2 separate regions of the Homo sapiens genome follow, and region 2 is linked to region 1. A link is an interaction called in ENCODE POLR2A ChIA-PET data of the cell type or tissue named here. Cell type or tissue: HepG2. All regions are shown on one strand. Links, peaks and the distances in the headings refer to the core of each region. The heading gives the core; the rest is flanking DNA.

Region 1 (2,912 bases), core at 189-2,688:
CTGGAGAACGCAATTTTTTCCTCCTCCCTTTTCTCAAGTGTAAGAGTAAAATCATTAAAGAAAATAATGCGCCCTTCAAAGGCGAATTGGCAATCAGTGTTGAATTTTAGTGCTGGAGTGGGTGACAGCACATCCCAGCTGCAGTCAGGAGACCTACCGCTGCTGAGTGACGCTGCACCAGCCACCCGCCATCAGCCACCAGCCCCCAGCCAAGCGGTCATTTACCACCCACTTGGTCTGGCTCACTTTCTGTTTCCTGAGTTATATTAGCTCTAGTGGAGACCTACCATAACAGTTCATCACGCTTGAAAGGTGCTTCTTCCTCCCAGAGAACTTCACGTCCACCCTCTAAAAGCTCATCTGTCTGAACAGCCCTTCAGGGTTAAAAGCACCTGTGCTCAGATGGACTCTGAATTGGAAGGTTCTGAGGTTCCATCTAATCCTGTTATTACCCAGACTTCAGCTGGGCTCTCATTTCACCTCTCAGAGATTTGGTTCAATTTAGCCTGGACCCCAATTCCAGGGCCAGTTTAAGACCATTACAGGCCCCAGGGTCTTTTAATTATGGAGTCCGCATTCCACATAATATCAAACACATTAGAATATACCCATATTTCACATTGAGTATCACATTTTTGCTGTAGAAAGGATCAAAAGGACTTTATTAATCTTGCTTTTGAAATTATAGCTGCTCATTGACTACATGTCTGGCTATGTTCTCCAGGCTGGCATTGTGCATGCACAGTACATTTTATGGAGGGAGAAAATAAAACCTTAGCGTTATTTTCAAACAGAGAATCCAGAAACACTAAATTTAAACATGAATGAATTGACGTTGTTTGTTTTATAGACATTTAATTAAAATGTATTCCTTTCAATTTCATACTTTTCCTTTTATATTTTAGATTCAATAATTTTTTTTTTTTGGCATGTCACGTATTTTCACAGGCCTTTGAAAAAAGCTCATTGGCCAGAGGCCCTGTCCCCGGGGCCCTGCAGACCAGATGGCTCTGCTGGTGTTTGCTGAGAGCCCTTCCCAAGATTTTGCCCCACCCCTCACCTCATTCCCAGCATCTTTCTGATCCCCTGCTCCCTGTTCCTGTGTGTCTATCTGCCTGTGTTTCAGTTTCCACTGGTATCAAAACTGACCGCAAAGCCCAGCTCCTTCACTGTTACATGGACATTTCATGAGGTTGGTACCTGGACACATTCTGAGGACCATGGAGAACTGTCACTTACATACCTTGTAAGCTCCTGCCATCTGCTTGGCTCCACCCTTTCCCTCCCAGTGCCCACCCTCTCTCACTCCACATCCTGCCAAGGGCAGCTCTCCAGGGAGCCTGCATCACATCAACCACTTCCCTTGTCTGGCCGCTTCTCTTTCAAACAGCCAGGAATGCCTGCAGTCCCTATCCCCCTTGAATCTGCAGAGCAACATTGCTCCATCTCTACACAAGCATTATCCGATGACTTCATCCCTTCCAGAGCTTCCTGGGCAGGAGCTGCTGCTGGACACTTCCCAGGATGAGGATCTCACCGTCTCTCAGGACAAGGCTTTTGCTTGCTTTTGGCCTGTTCTCACCATTAAAAAGGAATAAGATGAGGCCAGATGTGTGGCTCCTGCCTGTAATCTCAGCACCTTGGAAGGCCAAGGTGGGAGGGTTGCTCCAGCTCAGCAGTTTGAGACCAGCCTGGGCAACACAGGGAGACCCCATCTTTACAAATACTACTACTACCAGCACTACTACTATTACTACTACTACTTGTAAAATTAGTTGGGCGTAGTGGTGCATACTTGTAGTCCCAGCTACTCAGCCATCTGGATCGCTTGAGCCTGGGAGACTTGAGGCTGCAGTGAGCCATGACTGTGCCACTGCACTGCGGCCTGGGCAATAGAGAGATACCTTGTCTCAAAAAAAAAAAAAAAAAAAGAAGTAATAAGATGAATGTGAATTCTGGCTTTATTTCAGCTGCTCCTGATCCTGCCTCTGGGCTCCTTTGACCTTCAGCCTTCCCCCTGAGAGACAGAGCTGTGTCTCCATGGGACAACTGAGGAGCCCTGTAGTAAAGCCCCAGCTGAGATCCAGCCTCTTGACTTGCAGTCCTGGGCTTTCTCAAGGTCCTATTTTCTCCCTGACTGCCTTTTATTATTCGGCTTTCTTCAGGGAAGAAATGCACTGCACTGTGAATTTCCTTCAGCAAACAGAAGCTCTCTGCTTGTTGAAGTAAACAGAGCTGTGGAGGGTGGGGGGCGGGGAGGGGCCGGGGTGGGAACAGGGCCAGCTTCCCCACTAGCCACAGGAGGCACAGTGCCCAAGGCCCACAATAGGACCCATGGAAATGATGCGATTTCTTTTACAATCGGGAGAAAAAAATAACTTTTAGGTCAAATAAAATGTTTTAACATGTAATACAAATATATTTGTCTTCTTACCAATGCAGATGTAAAGTATGATTTTTAATTTTTTTTTCATAAAGTGGCCCATGAAGGCAACAGTACGCAGGGTCCAGGTCCACACAGTGATAATATGGCCCTGGTGGGCAAGGGTCTCTGGACTGAAATTTATGTGTGACAGTCCATTTAATGGCACAGTTGTGCTACTGAGGGGACAGAGACCTGGCACCTCCTGGTCTATGAGCTACCATCACCCCCCCAACACACACACACCCAGATGAACCAGTGAAAGAATGACAAGGCTGGTTCTGTTGGCGTGGTCAGCGTGTGTTGGGTCCAAATGCCCAATCCTTTTGGGGGATTTTTCTTTTTTTTTCTTTCCTTTTCTTTTTTTTTTGAGACAGAGTCTCGCTCTGTCACCCAGGCTGGAATGCTGTGGCGAGATCTCAGCTCACTGTAACCTCTGTCTCCTAGGTTCAAGTGATTCTCCTGCCTCAGCCTCCTGATTAGCTGGGAT
Region 2 (2,912 bases), core at 159-2,658, 140 kb before region 1:
ATTTTGGTTGATTTTTCCACTACCATTAATGAATGCATGCCTTCACATGTCAGATTTCCAGGTAACTAATACTGGATCAAGTTCAGATTGGATCAAGTTCAGAAAGTGAGGGGCAGAGCAGGGAAGTGGGGTGGCAAGGAATGCTAGCTACTCTGATTTCAAGCAGGGGGTTTGGGGACTTTTCTTCTCCACCTCGAGGAAAAGGAGTTTTGACTTGGACCAAGGACAAGTGAAGAATACACATTTGGGTCACTGTTGGGAGTGGCACTCTGGCAGGAAGAACAAAGGAGTTCTGATTTTCCATTCAATGGGAGAAGGCGGACAGCCACTGCCCCACCCTTGGGGTGGGAGGTTTGGGCCAGGAGGCTCTTTCCTGCACCTCTGAGGAGAAGGCAGGGTGGTATTTGAGGTTTCTGCATTGTCCAGCGCAACCCACAGGGCATCAGAGCTCGCAGATACCTCACCACGTGGCACCAGTGAGGGGTAAGGAGCAAGCTCTTACCCAGAGTACTGCTTACCAGATATTTCTCAGCAACCAGTGATGTCGCTGGAGGCAGCTGAGGGGAAGGGCTTGGCCAGCAAAACAGAAAGAAGGAAACTTTCAACCTGGCCCAAGTCCATAGTTAACAGATCTAACAGGGAAAAGGAACTTGGAATGAGCAGTACTGGGCCACTTTTCATTCCACAAATTAGATATAATTGAACATGGTAAAGGGACAGATTGACAAGACTCTTTTACACTAAAGTTAAATTAGTCAGTCAACAGATATTAATAACATAATCTTTTCTGTTTCAAGAGAATAGGGAGGTTGCCCCTGCGTTTGTGAATGGGTGAAAGGATACCATTGCTGGAGTGTGGGAAAGAGTAGTTTTCTTGGCCTTCGGAACTCTCTCTCTAGGGCCAACTAGTTCTCCTGACCTTCAGCATAAGCTGTGACTTGATGCATTTTGGCCGGTGGGTGCTGCAGCTTAGAACACACACAGCTCTCCTGCTTTGAGTACTATCTTGGGTCTCCTGGGGAAGTCTGCTGCCTGGTCCAGAAAAATCAGGGGTAGAAAAACATCAGGGACCTTCAACTAAGGTTTTCTATACCTCGTTCCCACTGAATTTCTTTTAAAAGACTAATTTGGCTGCAGTCATGAGAACCTTGAAAAAAAATTCAGACTTCTGGGTCATTCAGCCTTTCAATGAATCATAACAATGCAAGATTTCAATGCTGGGTTTACTCACAGCACTGCACATTTTTCTACAAAGGTTATCTATCCCCTTTGACCCACTTTAAGAAGCAGAAGTTAAATACTGTGCTTTTACAGTTAAAAAGGAAAAAAAAACAGGACTTTGTTTCAAAAGTACATTTGGAAACACGTGATCCCAGGCTATCTGAATATGGGTTATGTGGTTTGTATATTTACATTTCAGAGATCTTCCAGAAATAGAAAAATAGTTTCCCAAATATTGAAGTCTACTTTAAAGAAATGCTACATTCACCTCCTTAAGATTTTGATTAACAATAAAGATACAGTTCTTGCCAGTTTTGAAACTTTCTTTGACAATCAAATTTTGCTTATGCTTTTTTTGGTTTGAATTTAGATTAATGAAATTTTAGAGTAGCTGATTTTAGGATAATTAGTTGAAATCTCTAATTAGAAAAATGGACTACTGAAATAAAAAATGAGTCATAAACTGAAGCTTTAAAATATTTTTTTCTCAAAATAAAGGACTTGGAGAAAATGTAAAGGTAGAAATAAATCAAGAATGTTACTTAGATTGAGACTGGGAACAGTGGCTAATGCCTGTAATCCCAGCATTTAGGGAGGCTGAGGTGGGAGGATCACTTGAGGCCAGGAGTTGGAGACCAGCCTGGGCAACATGATGAGACCCCACCTCTAAAAAAAAAAAAATTAAAAATTAGCTGGATGTGGTGGCACGTGCCTGTGGTCCTAGCTACCTGGGAGGCTGAAGTGAGCGGATAGCTTGAGGCCAGGAGTTAAAGGCTGCAGTGAGCTATGATCATTGCGCCACCACTCCCCAGCCCTGGCATGCCATGAGACTATTCTCAACAAAAAAGAAAAAAAAAAAGAATGCTACTTAGATTGAAAAAAAAGAGGTCAAGGCATTGTTCTTTCATAAATATACGTCGCATAAGTTATAAAGCTATTTTCACCAAGTATAAGTTATTTTGCTGGATATATTTATAACTATTTAAATTTTTGTTTATTTATATTAAAATTGTTTTCTTGTTTGAAAATTAGGAAGTCTAAAGTTTAGGAGGAAAAACACAATAAAAGTAAGTTTAGAAAACATTTAACAACAGTGTGAAATGATCACTGGCAGCCAAATACGTTTATTTTAGCTTTGTTCAACCCAACAGAGGAAAACGGGGCATTTTTTAAGGGGGACAAATGGTCAGCAAATATAACTTGCCCTTAAAAAAAAACCTGATAAACTAAGAAGATGGACTAGAATTTTCTGACGTGTTTGGTTCTTCCATCCTATGAATAGGAAGTGGCAAATTAAATGGCATTTATATATGTCAACAGTGACACACATTACCACTTCCTGCTAAAAAAGCTGAACGGCTTTACACTGTTTCAGAATTTTCTATTTGTTACTAAATTAAATTCAATTCTTGGCATTCTTCATATGACAGCTGTACCCATAAGATCTAATCATACCAACAAAATATAACAAACTCATAAACTAATTTCAGAAATTAGGAAGAATTTACTAATTTCTCTTTGAGCCATAAACATGCATTATAGATATACAAATAGTACAATTAAGAATAGTTTTAAACAATGTCTCTATTTGAGTCTCGAAGGGCTTTAATTTGTAAGGTTAAAATATAATGATCTAATTAACCCTTAATATATCTCTGGGAAATAAATGAGCAAAATAAATAACTATATAT

Evidence for each region. ChIA-PET counts read pairs that join two places held together with the same protein. Peaks named below come from ENCODE experiments on the same cell type or tissue, not always from the same donor. Only the 100,000 strongest peaks of a DNase experiment are listed, where the experiment ranks them.
Region 2: POLR2A ChIA-PET joins it to region 1 with 5 read pairs; 4 of 35 experiments call an interaction of 5 or more read pairs at or near these places.

What each region holds. Positions count from the first base shown.
Region 1 is chr15:63,087,968-63,090,879 of GRCh38, reverse strand. No RefSeq gene overlaps it. Among named protein-coding and RNA genes, the nearest start is that of LACTB, 32 kb to the left of the region's middle. RefSeq lists an enhancer at 1-534. In HepG2, for the core only: no CTCF peak of the experiment used is centred there; a DNase peak (open chromatin) is centred at 1,419.
Region 2 is chr15:63,232,224-63,235,135 of GRCh38, reverse strand. The region is part of intron 1 of RAB8B (RAB8B, member RAS oncogene family); the gene reads right to left. Among named protein-coding and RNA genes, the nearest start is that of APH1B, 44 kb to the left of the region's middle. In HepG2, for the core only: no CTCF peak of the experiment used is centred there; a DNase peak (open chromatin) is centred at 1,285.